Regions from separate parts of the Mus musculus genome. Here regions 1, 3 and 4 are each linked to region 2. A link is a loop called in an ENCODE intact Hi-C map of the cell type or tissue named here. Cell type or tissue: heart. All regions are shown on one strand.

What was found. A loop is a pair of places that touch in the nucleus more often than their neighbours do. Peaks named below come from ENCODE experiments on the same cell type or tissue, not always from the same donor. Only the 100,000 strongest peaks of a DNase experiment are listed, where the experiment ranks them.
Region 1: it touches region 2 in a loop (2.7-fold over the local background); 3 of 42 quality-filtered maps call a loop at or near these places.
Region 3: it touches region 2 in a loop (4-fold over the local background); 21 of 42 quality-filtered maps call a loop at or near these places.
Region 4: a loop joins it to region 2, with 9 times the contacts of the local background. A loop is called at or near these places in 8 of 42 quality-filtered maps.

Annotation. Positions count from the first base shown.
Region 1 is chr13:42,881,610-42,886,609 of GRCm38, forward strand. All of the region lies in intron 3 of Phactr1 (phosphatase and actin regulator 1), which reads left to right. Among named protein-coding and RNA genes, the nearest start is that of Gm52053, 130 kb to the right of the region's middle. In heart, a CTCF peak has its summit at 2,636; a DNase peak (open chromatin) is centred at 2,552.
Region 2 is chr13:42,820,296-42,825,295 of GRCm38, forward strand. All of the region lies in intron 3 of Phactr1 (phosphatase and actin regulator 1), which reads left to right. Among named protein-coding and RNA genes, the nearest start is that of Phactr1, 140 kb to the left of the region's middle. In heart, a CTCF peak has its summit at 2,491 (motif pointing left); a DNase peak (open chromatin) is centred at 2,476; H3K27ac peaks cover 888 bases.
Region 3 is chr13:43,092,201-43,097,200 of GRCm38, forward strand. It overlaps Phactr1 (phosphatase and actin regulator 1), which reads left to right. Exons shown (of 14, transcript NM_001302635.1): 8 at 2,549-2,796; 9 at 4,450-4,606. Among named protein-coding and RNA genes, the nearest start is that of Gm15813, 28 kb to the right of the region's middle. In heart, CTCF peaks have their summits at 2,342 (motif pointing left) and 2,541; no DNase peak of the experiment used is centred here; H3K27me3 peaks cover 729 bases.
Region 4 is chr13:42,621,532-42,626,531 of GRCm38, forward strand. No RefSeq gene overlaps it. Among named protein-coding and RNA genes, the nearest start is that of Phactr1, 57 kb to the right of the region's middle. In heart, a CTCF peak has its summit at 2,122 (motif pointing right); no DNase peak of the experiment used is centred here.

The sequences.
Region 1 (5,000 bases), 61 kb after region 2:
CTAGTGAGATAATACTTACATATACTTGGGGGAAATGGAGTGTATAAGCCATGCTGAAGATGTGGGAGCTAGCCTATAACCTGCAGGAGTTAGTTCTCTTCTTCATCAATGTAGGATCCAAGGATTGAAACCAGGTCATCAGGTTTGGCAGCAAGTGTCTTTCCTCTCTGAGCCATATTGCCAGACCTTAAGAAATAACTTGACCAATTTCTTGTTATCTTCTTAGTATGGATGTTACGTGTTTTTGTTGTTGCTTGAGATCTAGCCCGGGGCCTGTGCTCTGTTTCAGAGCTACACCCAAAGCATTAGAACACATTAAACTGTGTACATTAAATGGCACTTCTCTCAGTCAGATATGCATGGAGCCTGCAGGTAAAACCATAAAGGGCTGTTCTTTTAAATACACGAATTAACAGAAAACCCCAGAAGGAAGAGCTTTCCGATACAAATTTATTGGGTTTGGGATTTAAAATGTGACTTTAAATTAATTCTGTATTGTTGTGTGGTACTGAGGATTGAACCCATGGTCTTTCACAGTGAAGGTTAAGCTCCTACCACTGAGCCATTCCCAGCCTAATTTCAACTTCAAACTTATAATCTCCCTCTACTTTCTTAGCTAGCTTGTAAACAAAGTCTAAGAGGGTGTCACAGAGACTTGGGGAGGAAGGAGCCCCCACCAGCCCATCTCCCTGAAAAAAAAAATGTTTCCCAAGTTAAGCAGAATATTGCTATGCAAATCATTTAGCAATATTTTTTCTAGAAATTGATGAGAAAAATAAAATACTATATAAGAATATCTAAAAAGATTGGTCTAGATAACGGATTGCCCCTCTCCCATTAGTAATATGTGTGTGACAGAGAGCATGAGATACATCTCTGAAACCCTAGCTTACAATTAGCTTCTCTGAGTTTACAAGAAGAAAAGCCTAAAACTTAAGATTGAACACAATTTTTTCATCCCCCTATTAATAAGTGTCTGGCGGTAGTAAGCCGTGTGCAAGGCACGGAGCACATAGTATGCAGCATTGGATAAGAGAGACAGAGCCCCTGCTTTCTCCAGGATTACAGGAAACCAACAGGCAATGACAACATAACATAATAGCTTGTACTATAAGGAACCACAGAGGCATGTTGCAAAAGAATCCAATAAAGACATAATTGGAAAGAAGGAAAAAAGACTCAAGTTTGACACCTGCAGCTTACAGAAGCCATTCCAGACACAGGGACCTGCCCAGATAAACAGATGGGGACAGGAGAGCATCGACTAAAAACCCAGAAGCTAAAACCCATGTCAGTTTGCTGTCATACAGAAGACAAGAAGGGGAGGGGATAAGCTTGGAGAAGTGACCGTGGGCCAGGACAGAGTCCATGATTCCACTTGTCTGAGGTGTCCAACAAGGTCAGTCTATAGAGACAGAACATAGATCAGTGGCTGCCTGGTTATGAGGTAGAAGATGGAAGACGTGACAGTAAGTTGTGAGTTGGTTTCTTTGGGGAATGGTGGAAATGTTCTAAAAATAGATTTTAGTGATGACAATTCTGTAATCTGTATGTAGTAAGACATTAAGTATATTAAAGTTCATTGAATTGTGGTGACTTATACACTTAGAATATATGCAAAGTGTGTCTTAATAAGGCTTTTAGTGGCTGAGGGTGTTAAGTCAATAATAGTGTTTGACCAGCCTGACCAAGGCTCTGGATTCAACCCCTAGCATTAGAGAAAGATTGATAACAGTAATTGAGAGGTTAGGGAGATGACTCGGTGGCTAAAAGCTCTGACTGCTCTCCCAGTGAACCCAGATTCAATTCCCAGTACCTATATGATGGCTGGAAATGATCCAATTCCAGGACATCTGACATCTTCTTCTGGCCTTCCTGGGCACTGCGCACACCTTGTGCACAGACACACATTCAGGCAAAACACCCATTCCCATAAAATAATAAAATAATTTAAAAAAAAAACTTGATAAAGTTGTTCAAATATGAAGCATCCTATAGACCCTGTTAAGGACTTTGGCAGCATCCTACATGGGGTTCTGCATCCTACACACCTGCTTCTGAGGTGCTTTGAACAGTACATAACTTCTGCCTGCAAAGTTGCAGTGAGCAAAGAGAACGGACCCCCATTGAGTACCTACTGTCTAAGGAACACCTGCAGGGGTACCTCACACACATCATCACATTTAAACTTCACCACAGTGTGCCGATACCCTTTGCTACAGGTTTGTTTCATTGCTGTGGCAATCGAGGCATTACCCTAATGGGTCCGAAATAGCAGCAGCCACTGTTGTTTCTGTGAGATGGTCGTGGCTCTTCAGAGGTGAGGCATTGTGCCCAAAGCTTTGCACGGGATTAGAATGTAGGATCCATAGGACCTAGAGCTTTTCACTTTTGTTTTCACTGCTCTGCAGCCCTGACAAAGAGTGAAGAAAAATACTCAGGACGGGGTTGAATTGCTTGGTAGACTGACCCGGCTGTAACACATATCCCTGGTGTATCCGTTTCCGGTTCCGACTGGAACAAATTGCCACAAACTCTGTGGCTTAAAGCAACAGATGTATCCTTTCGTAGTTCTGGAGGTCAGAAGGTCAAAGCCAACCTCACCCAGATAAAGTCAAGATGTAGGAGCTGCTGCCCCCTGAAGGATCTTGGGAAACTCCAGGGCTTCATCCTCCCCAGCTTCTCTTAGACACCTGCATTCTGAGGGTAGGGTAGGTGCCCCTCCCTGTGATAGCTAGAATCACTTCCGTTTCGCTTTCGCTTCATTCCCCCCCTCCCCCTTCTCCACTTTGTTGATTTCCTTACGTACAAGGATTTCAGCCTGTCGGGGATGTTTCAGAATCCTTTTCCCTTCTCAAGTTTCCTAATCTAATCACAACTGCTCACTGTGACGATAATGATGATGATATGATGATGACATCTGGCCTATCAGCTAGCTAATAAATTTGGAGACAAGGCCCTTATTCTGCCTAGTCTATCCAGCTCTAGAAACTTGTTTGATTTGAGTCCGAGAATAAAAGCATCATCAGTGTTTTGACCTTGAACACGAGCCTAAAGCCTTTTGTCTAATCATAACAAAAATCAAGACTGGAATAAAATAATACTCTTACTTATTTATATCTAATCTTAAATACCCTCCACTTGAAATGTGAGAAGAATAAAACAAATTTTAAAATGTGACCATGTGCAGTTAAAGGATATTTTTATCTGGAAATGTTATTATTATTCATTGATAAATTACAGAAAAATGTCAACATGTCGAGCCCTCAGAGAGATCCCCTGCCAAAGGAATGTGGAAGTTTGGATAAATGGGTACAAACAGTCATAGAATAATATTTATATTGCATCATAACCTGTTTTCAGACACACTTTGTCTTCTACAGTTTCACTTAAAACAAACATGAGCTTCACAAGGCTTGTTTTAAATGAGCCAGCATCTTGTTTTCAAAGGTTTTGTGATACCTATTTTGCTCTGGGTTGCCCCCCTACTGCCACTGCCACAAAGTCTAGGCCTGAGAGAAAAGCAAAGCCCAGAGGCCACTAGTCAGCAGAGAATCCTGACAGAGAGCACATTGAGAGAGCAGAGCTTGTCTAGTGTCCTTCAGAGCTGCTAGACTCCCTGAGAGTGTCACTCGGAAGGCAAAGAAGCTTCATAAAGTAATGAGGAACCAGCCCTGTGAGTCCTGTATACTGTGGGGGCTGAGGCCAGAGGATGGCAAGTTCAGGGGCTTCTGGGGCCACAGAGCAAGTCTAAAGGTGGTCTAGACAACTTGCCACCGAGACCCTTTCTCAAAAATTAAAAAGCAGAAATGTAAATCAGAGAGCTTAGGTAGAATCAAGTGTCTCAGTGGTAAAGCAGCAGCCTAGCGTGCATGAAGTTCTATGTTCAACCACCAGCAACACAAAACATTCCATAAACATATGTTCTAATTATATAGAATTTATTATATGTACCGAAAATACTGAAGAACAAGAATTTGGGTCGAAGATCAGGATAATCCTTCAGTGGCTATTCACTTGTTCTAAGCATCCTCGCCTCTGTTCGACCAACCAAAGTATTTTCTTTTTAACTGCTTTCTCCTGTGATGGATCACCCTGCTTTTAGTCTTTCGTTCTCTTACACTCAGCATATGGTGGTCATGGGCTGTGTTTGCTTCCATCCAGATCATCTAACAGGCTTCTGCGGTAAGTGATGCTTCACTTCCGAAGTGTCCTGGGACCATAAATCAGATTCTTCTCACTTTTAGCGGTAGTGAGGAGGGGAGAAGGAGGCTGCTTCATTACTTAGGTGACCTTGAAGCCAGCTCGTTTGGTTTTTGGTTTTTCCATAGGACTAGCTGACATCTCTGAGGTTGTCAAATACATCTATACTTGTGCTTTTCAATTCTGATATCTCACTGCCTTGGGACTCTTGGTGAATACTAGAGTGGGTTTGCAGGTTGCTTAGGGATTTCCAAGCGGCAGACCTGGGGATGAGATTTCCTAGTGCAGTTTTCTGTGAGAGGGAGCTTCATTTGGCAATACCAGAAGAGACTTTGGGAAGTAAGAAAGAAAAGAGAAGAAGACAGGAAAGGATGTAATTTTAAGGCAGCTACTGATGCGAACAACACAACACTGGGCTATTTTCAATATACTGGTGTGGAAACAGGGTAGGTGGCCTTCATGGGTTTTCTCCATCCCTGGTTGAGCATGGCTTTGGTAAGCACTGTGTCTCTGGTACTTACTCTCCATTGCCTCTACCGTGAGGAAACAAAGCCCACTACAGAGTTGCAGGTGTTCCCATCCCAGTAAGCTTTCTAATTATGGAAGCTAGTGCTGTTGAGTTCTGGGTGGCCGGGACGGGGCAATGCTGACAACTTCTGCTTCGATGAGTGTGAGAGGTGTGGGGGAAACGTGGGGAATGAATGGTCAATTAGGAAACGAGAATAGAGCGCTCTCATAAGCTTGCTGTGAATGTTCCAGAAATCGCAAGTCCTGGTTTGTCACTGCTTACTTAGCAC
Region 2 (5,000 bases):
AGAGAGAACTATCGAGCTAACACCTCCACTCCACTTCAGAAATCTGTAAGACCTCACCTTCAAAATGAGGCATATGTAAATCACTGGCTTTGAAAATTAAAACTACCCGCCATACTTTCAGTCCTTCAACCCCCTTTAGTTGTCTTTAATACCCTCTCCCCACACCCCGTAACCTCTTGGCTATTCCATGTTCTGGGGTTTATTTGTTTTCATTTAGTTTGGGTTGGCCTGTACTTGCAGGCTGCCATCTGCGGCAGTGGTACACAGACACACTGTGACTGTCATGCCAGGGTCGTGGGAGCATTCAGCTCCTCACACGAGGCATTTGTTTGTGCTGAGAACATCCAGAGTTCTCTTGGCAGCAGTTTTGAAATACACAGTGCCCTATTGTTAATCACAGCCAATCGTCCCTGCAAATGACGATCGGGTCACCTCTCCCTATCTGTGCAGCCAGAAAAGCCAGAGCTCACTCCCGTTCCCGACTGTAACTTGTGTATTATCCACTACCTGCCCCCCACCTCCCACTCCCTCACGAAGGCCTGATGGGACTGCCTATCTGCTGCTGCAGCCCAACTGCTGATAGTGATGTATGGCCCACACTGAGGCTCAGTTCTTTTTTTTCTTATGTGTAGCAGGGGAGGGGTGAGTACATGTGTACATGTGCATGCTCACGTATGCCTGCCCGCAGAGAGACGAGAGGTCAACCTCACAGTGTCTTCCTCTACCTCTCTTTGCCTTATGCTTCAACCGGCTTGTTCACTGAACCTGGCGCTCACTGCTTCAGCTAGACTGGCATCCTCCTGTCTCTGTGCCCCAGAGTTGGCGTTGCAGACCTGTGTGACTGAGCTGGTGTTTAGCGAAGGTGCTGAGTATCTGAACCTGCATACACACACACACACACACACACACACACACACACACACACACACACGCTTGCAGAGTAAGCGACGACCCCATTCACCCCACCCCCCACCTTCCAATACTATTTCTTGATGGCCGATAGAAACCCTATCTTCATTCCTTGAAATAAAAGCTCGAGAAGAATTTTTCTAAATCAGGCAGCTACGTCCTTGTTTTACCTGCTTTTCAAGGGAACCTTTAAAAAGATGTGTTTTGCACTTGGTCATCCATATTCATTGTAGTTCCCTTCTTCAAAGCCGGAAATTGGAAACAGCATAGACGTCCATCAACTGGAGAATGGAAAAAGGGGGCTCTTTTGACATATTCTTGTCTAACCTTTCACTCACCCTGCCTGAACAAGCCATTTGCCAGGCTCAGGACTCTCAGCTGCTCTAACAGCACATGGAACATGTGGGCGAGGGGTGGGGGTGAATAACGTGAGGAGTGTCATCCATTTTACAGGTCACATGATTGTTCAGCGAAACCGGAAGTTATTTAAAGCTTAAGCACCCTTTCTAGAACTTTGCATTTCATACTTTAGTACCATGCTTGGCTGCAGGGAACTGGAATGTCAGGCAGTTAAAACTCAGCTAGAAGCAGAGTCCAGGACCTTGAGAGGTGAAAGGGGTGTACATAGCTCCTCGCTGAGCCAGACAAGGCCCTGTGGCTCCAGCGGCTGTTTTATAACAGACAAACAGTGCAATGTGGGCTGAGAAACTAAAATCGGAGCGAGGCGGAGGAGGGACGAAGAGAGGAGGAGGGAGAGGGAGGATGCGTAGGGGGATAACAATGGCCACAGACTCTGCTGTCATCTCTCGGCATGCTTTTATCTGAGGTAGTGCACGTCTGCAGCCCCAGCACCCTGGAGACAAGGGCAGGGGGGAGTTCCAGTTCAAGGCCAGCCTGTGCTAAGTAACAGGGTTGTGGTTTTGTTTTCATGGGGCTTGAAGTTCATCCTCTCTCCGGACATCTGCAGAATCTCCACAAAAAATGAGCTGGGGTAATCACAGCAGAGGGGGCCAGAAGGTCACGGGCAGCAAAATAAATGCGTTGTAAGTGAACACTTAGTCTATAGGGGGGTTCCAGGCATGCAAGATGGCTCCGTGGAGAAGAGGGGACTTAAAAGTTGTATTGGGGGCCCCTTCCCAGGCCTCTCATGTAGCCTGTTGTACTTTTGAGCCACATGTTTGGGCACTTACTGTTTTCAGCCAATTCCTACGTGCCTTTCTCTTCACGCTGGCCAAAGCCCACGTGTTTTCTCCCATCCTTGCTCAGATACTCCCCTCTCTGGCCAAACAGCTCAGGGCCTCCCCTCCCAGGAAGATGGCTAGAGGACTCCCATGAGCCTCCAGACTCACCAAACCAGTCCCGACGTTCAAGGCAAAGAACATTCTAGAACCCCAATTATATCTACTTGAGACCAGTGGCACCCTTCACCTGACAGGCACAAGAGAAGATGCCTCCGGGTAACAATAACATATCTACCCAATTTGCTCGCCTGAGTGGTAGCCTACAGGGCAAAGGGATACATTCCTGTAGAAGCCTCCACACCCCGCTCACCTTTTAAGCTCTACCGCCATCTCGTGGCTGGCTTTGGTATTGCATGTGAACAACTGCGTTCACTTCTAACAGCCCCTACAAATTGCTAATTTCTTTCAGTGAGTACTTCCCGGGGGCCCTAAAACTGCAAACACGTGCAATTAGAAAGCAAGGTGATAAAGCTACACAGTAAGAAAAGCCTCTGGCTGTTATTTCAACTACTACACTTCAAACCTGAGAAAGAAGATGAGCCGTTTGCTGCCATGTAGCCAGAGGCTTCAAGTTTTTGCATTGTTCATTAACCTTTTTGCCAGGCCATGTTGTCACCGCAAAGTTCTTCTGTCTGGGAAGTAACCAGGTACTATTTCTTTGAGTGTTACCCCAGAGGAATTCAGCTTCCTCTTGTTCTCAAATGCTTTTCTATCTTCAGACAGGGTCTTTCTCTGGATAGTAAGCTGGCCTCCTACTCACCATGAGGCCCAAGCTGTCCTGCAGAGTCTTGGTCTGCCTGCCTCAGTCTCTCTAATGCTGGGATTGCAGACGTGACCCTCCACATCACCTTCTGGTGAGGTCGCCCTCCTCACCTAAACCTCTCTGAAAACATCCTCACAGGCATGCCCAGAGATGTGTCTCCTGGATGATTCCAAGTGACACACCAAGTTGTCAATGGAAACTAAGGGTCAGTGCTAGTAAAGTGGGTGTTGAAGATTTGCTGGCATCTATAGATTCGGCACTCACTACAGGCCTTAGGACATATTCCCACGGTGAAGGAAGTTGACTGGAATTCTAACATGAAGCTAGGGCTGAGAATCTGATGATCCACAGGGCTCATGCCAGGGAGATCTCACTAGTGTTCTGTGCATAGCTCCAGATGGACAGACAGACAGACAGAGTCGTGTGTACCACTGCACCTCAGAGCAGGGCTGGAAGCTCTGTGTCCTGGTGCAGCTTATAGCCATCACACTGACTTAGGGATTAGCAACAGAAGCCCTGCAAGTATCGGTAATTTATTGGATGTCACGTAACACTTCTTGTATAAGCTATAACCCTGAATTCAGGAGATATAACGACTACTCGCTGTTAGCAGACATCGTCTGTACTACTCAACATGAGCATGAATGGGCTTCAATAGGAGGGTAGGTGTGGAGAAGCATCTTGTCTTAGATTCTTTAGAAATGGGCCATGTGTTCCTTCAACTGTTGGCTTAGCCTGGTTGCTGCTAAATCCTTGCTTGTGTTTCTCAGATTTTCAATAACAAGGCACACAGATCGCTCACTCCCTCCTGACGCCCAAGGACAAATTAAATATTTCTCATGGGACCAAACTGCCAGGCAGCCCTGTGGAGTGGAAAGAGGCATAGGAGAGCTGGGTGTAATCCCAGTTCCTGAGAGACGGTGGCTAAAAATAAAAGTCAACCGCGGAGAGGCACTCACTCTTCCGTGACCAAAACACTTCTAGATGATTTCTTGGGGGAACTAAAATATCTCTTTTTAAAGAAAAAAAATAAAACATCATGAACCAGCGTCTCCTTGTCTTGCTGATTTTGATCTGGACACTTCTCTTGCCTTGTAAGCGCCATTTCTGTCCTTTGTATTTATCTAGTTATTTATTTCAAAGGTTGGGAGGTCTCTCTGGAGGATGAGAAAGTTAGCTCTCCATCTCCAGTGGGCTACGGATGCTGCTGTTCTAAGAGTACCTTCTTGGTGGTGATGCTAAAGGTCCCAGTCCTCACTTGTGGTGATTTGAATGAAAATAGCGCCAAACAGGCTGGAGGGGCCAAGAGTTCTACACTTGACTCAGCAGCAGGCAGCAGGAAGAAAGAGTGACACTCTTTAAATAAGCTCACAGGGAGTGGCACTATTGGGAGGTGTGGCCTTATTGGAGTAGGTGTGGCCTTGTTGGAGGAAGTGTGTCACAAGGGGGCAGGCTTTAACATTTCAGATGCTCAAGCCAGGCCCAGTGTCACTCTCTCTTCCTACTGCCTGCTGATTCAGATGTAAAACTCTCAGCTCCTCTGGCACCATGTCTGCCTGGATGCTGCCATGCTTCCTGCCATGATGATAATGGACTGTAGACTTCTGAACCTGCAAGCCAGCCAGAATTAAATGCTTTCCTTTATAAGAGTTGCTATGTTCCTGGTGTCTCTTCACAACAGAAACTCTAAGGCACCCTTGTTAATCAGTTCGTGCAGCATCCCACCTTAATCCACAGGCAGACCTGGGGAAGTTCTCCAGGCAGGATGGTGCCGTGCATTCTCTCAGAAGAAGCCACTTCTGAAAAGGACACAATTGAATAATGAACGCAAGGCTTCAATCTCAATTTCTGTGCCCTAATTTTACAGAATGAAAATATTTGACAGCCTCATTCCTAATTCTCACTCACCCTATGTGGGAGCATTAGTGAACAGCATATAGTGATATCTGAGATCTGAAAATGATGCCAAGGAATCAATCTATTCCTGCAGTGCAAGGGGTGCCTCCTACTGGAAGTTAACCCTGTTTTGTTGGGCCTTGCATCACCCTGTCCTACCTTAGCCAGGGTTTCTCAGCTTCCCTGGATAG
Region 3 (5,000 bases), 270 kb after region 2:
GGAGGGAGAAAGAGAGCTAGCTAACTGGGAATTATGTGAGCTTTTGAACTTCAAGGCCCAGATGCAGAGACATACCTCCTCCAACAAGACCACAGTCCCTACTCCTTCCAAGCAGTTCTACTAACTAGGGACCAAGTATTCAAATTTATGACCTTTGGGGTCCATCTTCATTTGAACCACCATGCCACCTATAAGGTTGGGTTTCGTATCTCCTTCATCCCCTCTCCCCTTATCTTTGGACCCACTTTGGAGCTTCCTGCCTCAAGGCATTCTTGTTTTCTAACTTTCAACATTTTCTCACACCAAACAAGAATACCTATTATCTGCCTCCCATCCCTAACTCCCAGGTGTCTATTCTAAGCTCTGTGCCTTTCAGAGAGCGTGCTAATTAAATTATGAAGATAGAGAGAGGTGTAGGCAAGGCTGGGACAAAACACAAGCCATGAAATCACAGTTGTGTCTCTTCCATACACGCCTACTTTCCATGATACCCAAGAAAGATGTCCAGGCACAGCTAGAATGTAGTAGCTATCTTTGATCCGTAGGAAGGGCAGCTTCGAAGGGCAAAGCAGTAAGATGCCCACTCAGTCCAATTTATGGTTAAACATCGTACTTGTCACCTAGAGACCACCCGTAATGTGTCCTGCCTACCCGTGGCTCCCATTGCTGTGTGTGCAATTAGCTGGGAAATGGGGCATCTCTAACCACTAATCTCTAATAAAATGCTGCACTGTTGTAAATACATGATTCTGTCCCATTCGGTAACTGTTGTTTCCAAGTTGATTTAGTTCACTGCCTCGAATAACATAGCTCATAGGGTGTTAACTGGATCTCCCATTTGCTTCATTGAAGAGTTATGTGGAAAATACAAAGAGAAAATCAACCCCTTTGGAAACAGTGAAAGGAAGGAAGTTAATTGAATTTAAATTAGACACAGCAATAACTTAGACCATAATTGAAAGGTTCCAGGGAAACTCATGTTTTCATACAGCATAGTAAGATTCCTTTAGGATAAAATAGTGTAATCCAAAGCTCTGATATATAATATACCTTCACACTCCACTTGTTTATGAATGTCAAATACTTTTTGAGAAGTCTTTAAATAAGGATATAAACTCTATTTTTGATGGTTCTGAAAAAGAATAAAAATTTTATCCGAACTGGGGATGTATGTTAGTGATGGAGCACTTGACAAACATATGTGAGGCCTTGGGTTCAATCCACAGTACTGGAAAAGAGGACAGAGGGGAGGAGGGAGGGAGGGAAGAGAAAGGGGAGGGAGGGGAGGAAAGAAAGAAGGAAACAATGACTTGTTTCTGGCTCCATACTCCCATTATTATTTTTAATATTATATTTAATATTATAATTCATTTGTTTTTGTTTTTCCTTTGTATTTACTCTTCTTATATATCACATCTCAACTAGGAGTTTCCCCTCCCTCCCCTCCCCCCAGCTCCTCCCCCTAACTTCCCCCCTCTCCCCCACCCCTCCCCCAATCACCTCCCCTCAGAAAAGAGCAGGACATCAACTAAATATGTCATCACAAGCTGCGATAATAACAGGCACGTATTCTCACACCAAGGCTGGATAAGGCAACCCAGTAGGAGGAAAAGGGTCCCAAAGGCTGGAAGAGTCAGAGATAGTCCCTGCTCACACTGTTAGGAATCCCACAAGAACACTAAGTTACACAACCAGAACATACATGCAGAGGACCTAGGTCAGACCCATACAGGGGCCCTGATCTCAGTGAGCCCACCTGAGTTCTGGTCAGCTGATTCTACGAGCCTTGTTCTTATGGTGTCTTAGACTTCATACAAAAGGACTCCCTGTTGCTATGAGCTCTTCACATAGGCTTTATTAGGAAACCATAAATGGTTTATATTGTCCAATTGTCTAATAGTGGATGCTTTAGGCGTCTCTTTCACTGAAACTATATTAGATCAGCGTTGGCTTTGAGGGCATCGTTCTTACAAAACTGACCAGTAAGGTGGGCCGGGCGAGGAGTTAGGCTAGGGTTGGTTACCCATGACTGCCTGCTCAACCCTGACACCGTCCTAGGAAGAGTACTTCCTGGACATGGTCCACGGCCATGTCCACCTTGATGTCCAAGCACAGGGCTCAGCCTTCCATCTACCTAAGCTCTCCTCTTCCTCTGTGTCTCCATCCCGATCATGTCAAACTATCCTCTCTCTCTGTTCGTGCCGCTGCTCTGTGTAGCTTTTGAAAAATAGAACCTCACTTACTAGCCTCTCTATCTGAGATCAAGTTAATCCTTCCCCCAGTGAGAAGGTAGGTGGGTTGCAGAGGAGCCCCCCTTCACTGGTTCAAAGTGTGCCATCTAGTGGCTATACATTGTTGTGCACCCACCCATCACCACCATCCATCTAGCGTTCTTCTGTTTGGCTCCAGGCTACCGTCTCCACCAGGGAAGCACTGCCCTAAAAGGACAAACTGTCAGATAAGCAATCTATCACATGGCCTGGGTGACCTTTGTCTCAGAGATAGGGACAACTGAGGTGAACTTCCCCTTTCTTTTCTTTTCATGCAGCTCCGAGCAACGAGTCCCCTGTTCCACGTCTTACCACAGTTCTGGTTTGCACTCAAGCGACGGCATCACAAAAGCAGGACCCATGGGCCTTCCGGAAATAAGACAAGTGCCAACTGTTGTGATTGAATGTGATGACAATAAGGAAAATGTGCCTCATGAACCCGACTATGAAGACTCGCCCTGCCTGTATGGCCGGGAGGAGGAGGAAGAGGAGGAAGATGAAGATGATGACGCCTCTTTGTACACCAGTACGTGCAGGCAGGCTGTCCATGACAGTGGGGGAGGTGTGGGACTGTAGAAACAGCACAGAGCAGCTGCCTGAAGATGTGGTTTTAAGTGGACCTTAGGTCACAGGACGGCTCAGGTGACTTCTCCAGGCCCCTTAAGCAGTAATAAGAAAGCATAAATCTCATGTATACAGCATCATAGCTATACACATCACACAGCTATCTTAATACCCCCTACCTATGCCTTGGTTGCTTTCTTGAAGTATAACCCTCTTTTTCAAACAATAAGGGGTCAGGGAAGGGAGAGCTTGAAAATCTACTGCATGTGTGTAAACCTAGCGACTGTATATGCAGTATATTCATGTTCAAGTGTAGCTCACCAGCTTCAGAAAAGCTGAACTTAAATTCTCCACTGAAAACCTTTAACTATATTGAGAAATAGAGAAAGCAAGTTGGTAATCTATCACTCTGACCATGAATAGGTAGAGTTTAACGGTGCGAGGATAGCTATGGCTGATGTGGGGCAATTGTTTAATAAGTGAATTTATTAATACAGCCGTCACATGTTGCCTGGATGGGGTGTTCCCAACAATGAGCTAAGACTGTGTCCCCATAGCTCTACCTTCAAGCACACTTAGGGCATCAGCATGGTACCCATTTTACTGGTAAACGGGGATAATGGAGAAGAAAGAGTAAAAGTGAGGCAGGAGAAAAAATCAGAGAGGTGCAGTCAGGGTCTGCAGTGACCCAGGATTGAAAGGGGACAGCTACTGAGCCTGCGTGTCAGGTGGTGCCTGAGAGTTGAAGCATCTGTGCCAGGGTGTCTCACATTTGTGTGCTAGACCTTTAGAGCCAGATTATTCTCTGTTACGAAGGTGATGCTGAGCATTGCCTTCAAGGGTCTTCACCAGCTAGACGACAGGACCAACCTCCTGACTGCCACCTAACTGACCTTCAACAACCCAAAATGCCTCTAGATATCTCCTGGCTACTCACTAAAGAGCAAAGTCAACTCTGGTTGAAGTCCTGGATGCTCAGGAACCCGTGTGTTCAAAAGAAAGAGCCATCCCAGAATATTGTCCCTCTCCCAGTCCTCTGCTCTGCTCTCACCCCACATGGTCCCACACTGACCGCCACACTGGGTTATCTCCCTTTGGATGTCCTGAGTTCCAGGAAACTGCTCTGGTCTGTCTCCTGATGGTTCCCAGCATCTGTGTTACCACTGAACATATTCAGATGTGGATTCCCACCAGCCTGCTCTCGGTGGGAGTACCCACTCTCCTGGTGGGAGTACCCACTCTCCTGGCGGCAGCCCCCTTCTTCGGAGCCTTTCCTGGCTGCCAAGACCTTTACCCTGTCTGTTCCTCTCCCCTCTATGGCACTTCACAGCTGGCCCTGTCCTCCGTTGTGATGTTGCTGCATCCTGGAGATTTCTAAAAGGAGAGATCCAGTCACAGGCTTCCCTTCCCTCCCAATATGCCCCATACTCACCCTGTGGGTTATATAAAGCCTGATGATGGCAGCGACCCTAAGAACTTGGACTTTAGTGTTCCTGGCACTAAAGTATTATGCCTTTGTGTCTCTCCCCCTGCCTGTTGCTTTATAACCTGCCCGCAGTTGGCCCCATGGGCATTCAGGTGTCTCTGTTAACTGACTGATTTCTCCCTCCTCCAGGCTCACTGGCCATGAAGGTGTGCAGGAAGGACTCCTTAGCCATCAAACTCAGCAACAGGCCCTCTAAGCGAGAGCTAGAAGAAAAGAACATCCTCCCCAGACAGACGGATGAGGAACGGCTGGAGCTCAGACAGCAGATTGGCACCAAGCTCACCAGGTAAGAAAGCAGCAGCCCCGCCCGTCTGGTCGCAGGACAGTCTCTGTGGCTACGTGTATTGCCCATCGCTAACCTCCTTCTTTGTGTCTCTTAGCAACTTGCTGCATAAAAAGCCAGTGGATAGCAACCTGTTTTGTCCCTAAGTTTGCTTGTACGGTCCCTCTCCTTCACTCAGCCAAGTCTTGGAGGTTTTGCTTGATTCAAGGGTTAGGATTGAAGACCTGTATGTAGAGGAGTTGTGGTTTGGTTAACTACAGAGACAATCAAGCACACTTTCTGTTGTGTAGTCAAGAATTTGGTAGTGATGCCCCATTGCTACTCTGGGATGCTTCTTGAATGGTGTACATATGGTTATTAAAGACATATGTACATAGGCATAGCTTTGTGTTCTAGT
Region 4 (5,000 bases), 200 kb before region 2:
GGATGCACAGACGTAACTTTGTGAACTGCACTAAAGCAATTTCATCATGGCCCCGCTCTCTTTCCCTTTATCTCTTTCCATGATGACTCATGACAAGAGAACAGCGTGCTCTTTCATAAGATCAGATTCCTGGTCATTGGTTTGACTACCTGACATTCCTGATGCACATCTTACTCTTGTTTGTATCATGAAGATTATAAGAAATGCATTGTTTTGGAGAATTCAGTCTGTTTTCCCAGATTTTTAGATGTTTCATGCTAGAGAAATCAGGTCTTGACATGAATCTCTTCAGTTCCTGCTTTATTGGTGACTTTCAGCAAATAGGAGGCCACCTGACCAAAAGGAGAGAAGATCTAAGAACAGTGTTAAAATCTAAGTTTTGGTTCTTTTTATTGTTCAAAAGGGATCTTGCTAATGTCCTAGCATTTCTACAGCAAAAGACACTTCAGGCAGTGGTGGCGCATGCCTTTAATCCCAGCACTTGAGAGGCAAAGACAAGCAGATTTCTGAGTTCAAGGCCAGCTTGGTCTACAGAGTGAGTTCCAAGACAGCCAAGGCTATACAGAGAAACCATCCCAAAAAACAAAAACAAACAAACAAAAATAAAATCCAAACAAACAAAAAAGATACTTCATTGCCTTGTGTGTGAGAGATACATATTCAAAATTTGAAATATATTTACCTGCACACATATGATATAAAGACAATCTGAAAATTATCTTTAAGCCCAACTCCATAGGATAAGCATTGTCATTTTAGAATAAGCATACAGAAATCCATCTGTCCATAGATGGGAACATAAATGTGAATGCACACAGTTACAGAAACTCAAGAGTTGATTTAAAGTGGGCTGTGTGTCTGTGATTTATTTGAATGTCTTGTTAATTTTAAAGAAACTTTACAAAGAAGTTATTGTTACCTCATCCAGTTTAGAGAAAAGAAGAGGAGATTCACCTTGGCCAAGTTGGCATGCATGTTAGGATGTAGTGACTCAAAGCATTTGAAACAAAGCATCTAATTTCAAATCCCACAGTGTATAAGACACTGCTTGAAGCCAGGCATTCTATGCCTTATAACAGCCCAACCTACCAACTTCTCATGGGTACTCTCTGGTATGGGTAAATGTGATTACCAACTTGATTGTCATGTTGGGCACTTAGGATATTAGCAAGCATACTTCTAAGTGTATCCGTGAGGTAATTTCCAGACAGTTAGAACAGGAGTGCTCTGGTCCTATCAATGTTGGACTACATTGTTAGGTAGAAAGAATGAATACCTGTTAGAAGGTTGTGGGACTGAAGCATTTAGAGCCTATGTGTGGAAAGCAAGTCCCTAAACATGTGCTCTGGGAGAGTCAGCCTTGGCCCTTGGTCCTTCCTGTTGACCTCGCTCTTCTTCCTGGCCATCAAGAGCCATTCTACTCTGCCCTGCCTTTCTCCATGATGTTCGCATGTTCGATTTCACTACATGCCCAGAAAGAGCGGAGTCAGTCATCATATCTGAAATGTCTAAAACTATAAACCACAATAATTTTTCCTCCTCAATGTTATGTCTCTCATATTTTTCACAAAATGAAAGCTAAGTCACATACCTTCTCATAGTAATGCATAAAACATATATATCCTTTTCAGGGTTCATAATGAATCTGTCCCTACTTTATACTCTTAACAGTTTCTTCATCATGGAAGAAATTTGGCTTTCTGCTTTTTCTGCTTTGTTTTTTTCTTTTCCTTTTTTCCATAAATACACTGATTCTCAAATCCTCTTATGCCTCACTTTGCTTTTTTGTGATCACCTGTTTCATATTACTGAGAGTGAGATTTGGGTGTCGAATTTAATGTTGGCTACAGATTGCCAAGATACACATTTTAAGATTAAATTAGTCTGTACTCTTACAAACACAAATGAGAATAACTTTTCTCCATCCTTATTTCATTTAGAAAAGTCATTCTTAAAATGCATCACAAGACGATTTAAAAGAAAATGAGCCTCTTTTTATAGTGTATAGTTGTCATTATGTAACTTCTACAAAGCCCAATTATTTTAAAAGTTATGCCATCCTATGCATGAATTAATGGTTCTCTTTAAAACACTCTTCCAGGGTCACTTTATTTCATTGTGGCCAGCAGGCGGAGCTCACATACAGATGACAAAGATCTCTGTGGTCACATAAATCTCTTAAGCAGCTGAGCCTTGGGATGATAGCACTCTGTCCACCTTATTCTAACTATATTTAACACTTTGCCTAATAATCCCCAAGGTTTGGGTTCATTGTGATTCGGAGTCAGTGTTTTGAGAAAGTCATGTAAACGATGCCCAGATATCCTTATGCGAAGGTCCATGTGTCAGACCAGAGGAACATTATCCTGTCCATGTGGATCTCTGTGGACCTGATTTCAAATCACACAGTTAAAGGTTTCCTCGCACCTCCCCCGTTGCTCTTTGTCTCCAAAGATGGTGTGTATCAGAACATTGTCTTGGACTCTTTTATTTCTTATTTGTAAATGTATTAAATTGTTATTCAAGCCTTGGGCAGGTGCTGTTCTCTGTTTTCCTTGCTAGGTCCCATGCTTTTCCCCCCCTCCATGTAGCCATGGATGGAACTACCTGGGACTGTTGTGCCCACAAGACAAAAATTTCAACTCATGTTTAAGGACTTTTTTTCCTCTCATTTTCAAAGACGGATCCAAGTTAAAAGACAGAAAAATGACAATACAGACATAAAAAAGGGCTAAACATAGAAAATATCAAGATAAGTCAAAAGTTTTATTAAAATAAATATGAACCAATTGAGGTAGCTATTTGAGAGAGAATAAGAGAGCAAGAAAGGAAGAGAGAGTTTGCATAAGTTTGTTAAAAATAATAAAAGTCATTCAGGGTATGGTAGCACATGCATCCAGGACAGCCAGGGCTATAAACAGAGAAACCGTGTCTTGTAAAACGTGTGTGTGTGTGTGTGTGTGTGTGTGTGTGTAATCAAAAAGCCTAACAATAAAAATGCTCAAAGGAACAGGAGTGAAATTTATAGAGACACAACTATAGATATAGTTAATGAAATATTGAATTTAATTGATTATAAAGCAAATACACATTAAAATGACCTTTGCTCAAATTAAGAAAGAGTAGGTCAGTATTGGCAGTGATAGGTATGATAGTTACAATGCAGCAAGGGTCAAGGTAAACCCAGATACATGGCAGAAATATTTATCCACACTAGGAAGAAGTTTTACAATTTATAGAAAGAACATGATAGCAATATTATTTGCTTTGACAAATAATATTTATCTGTATATTATTCAAAATACAAAGGATACATATATATCATTTTCATATATATACATATATATGTGAAAAATCATCATTTAGCCAAGCAAAAACTTACACACAGTAAATAAACATGAGATTTTACATATATATTGTTTTATATGATTATGTATATATATACATATGTATACACACATATATGTATATATATATGTATGTGTGTGTGTATATATATATATATATATATACACACACACACACACACACACACACACACACACACATATATAAAATCTTACTTTTGATGCCTGTTTTCTCTGACTATAGGACAACCTAATTCATTCATTATTGTTCTCACATTTAGTATGAGAAACCATTATTCTGAGTGAGGTAAACCAGAACCAGAAAGACAAAGGTCTCATGTTTTCCCTCATTTGTGGGTGTTAGCTTTGAAACGTCAGATATGTGTGCTTCATTTGAAGTATGCATAGAAGGGAGGAAATTACTGAGGGGTAGTGGGAAGGCCTTCTAGGAGAGGAAATTGAAATCACTGGTATAAAGGGCTAAAGGGAAACAGAAATGCTTAAGTCGAGATGAGGAGGGAAAAGTAAAGAAAGGAAAATTGGGGAGGGATAAGTAACGCCAAAACCCTTTTGAAAAGGAAGCCTGATACTGTAGAGCTTCTATATGTGCATGTATAGTCCATATATACATAGCTATAGCTGTACAGCTTTACAAAAATGTCCCCACTAGACACTATAGGCTAACAAGCAAGAACCCAGTGCCAGGAATGGGTTGCTTTGGGCGTTACTGGCCTGTAAGCTCCCATAGACCCCAAACGGTGCAGGCTATCGCCAATGCTCTTGGTTGCCTCCAGAACTTGACAGTAAGATGTAGAACTCAAACTCGTGTTGACCCTAAAGCTTCATCCCTGATGTTTCTCATAGTGTTAGAAGACTCTAAGGAAGCTTCTAGAGGGGAAAATATCATCTATCTTTCCATACTGTGAAGAGAATGAGCTACAAAATGACTGACTTGGCAAGATTTGCCCACTGGTGCAGTAGTGGCAAAAACATCATGAGAGTTACCAACCATGTTCTGATAGGATTTAAGTTCCACTTCACAAGATGAAACCCACACCAGCACTAGTAAAAGCCCTGGAGTTATAGCTAGATGGGTCATAGGCCCTAAGGGAGAAACTACTGTTATTACTTTGATAAATGGACATGATATTAAAATTACATCTGGTGACTTATCATTAGACCCATAGATTAATTCATTTCCTAACCTCTAACAGAGTAACGTCTTTTTGTTGTAGATGGTGACCAAAGCAGACCCTCACAAGTGGTCAAGATGCAGAAAATCAGAAACAGCAGAACACTTAACTCTAAACGAAACATATCTACCACATGCCCCCTCCCAATGCTCAGGAATCATTGTGGAAGAGGGGGTGGAAAAAGTGTAAGAGCCAGAGTTGATAACTGAAATGAAACAGTGCCTTCTGAACACAGCAGCTCAGCTGCACATAAGAACCCACAGTGGTTGTGACAGCGTGCATAAAGCCTATACAATACCAGCACAAACTCTAGTTAGACCAAACTCTAGCATGGACAGGGGAGTTGAGTATGAAACCCAGTCCCCAGAGAGAGAGTCAGCTTTCCCTAAGAATGCAGTTCCAGTAAGTCAACCATACTTCAATGGAAGCCACACATCCCAGAATTCTTGGGCAGATCAAA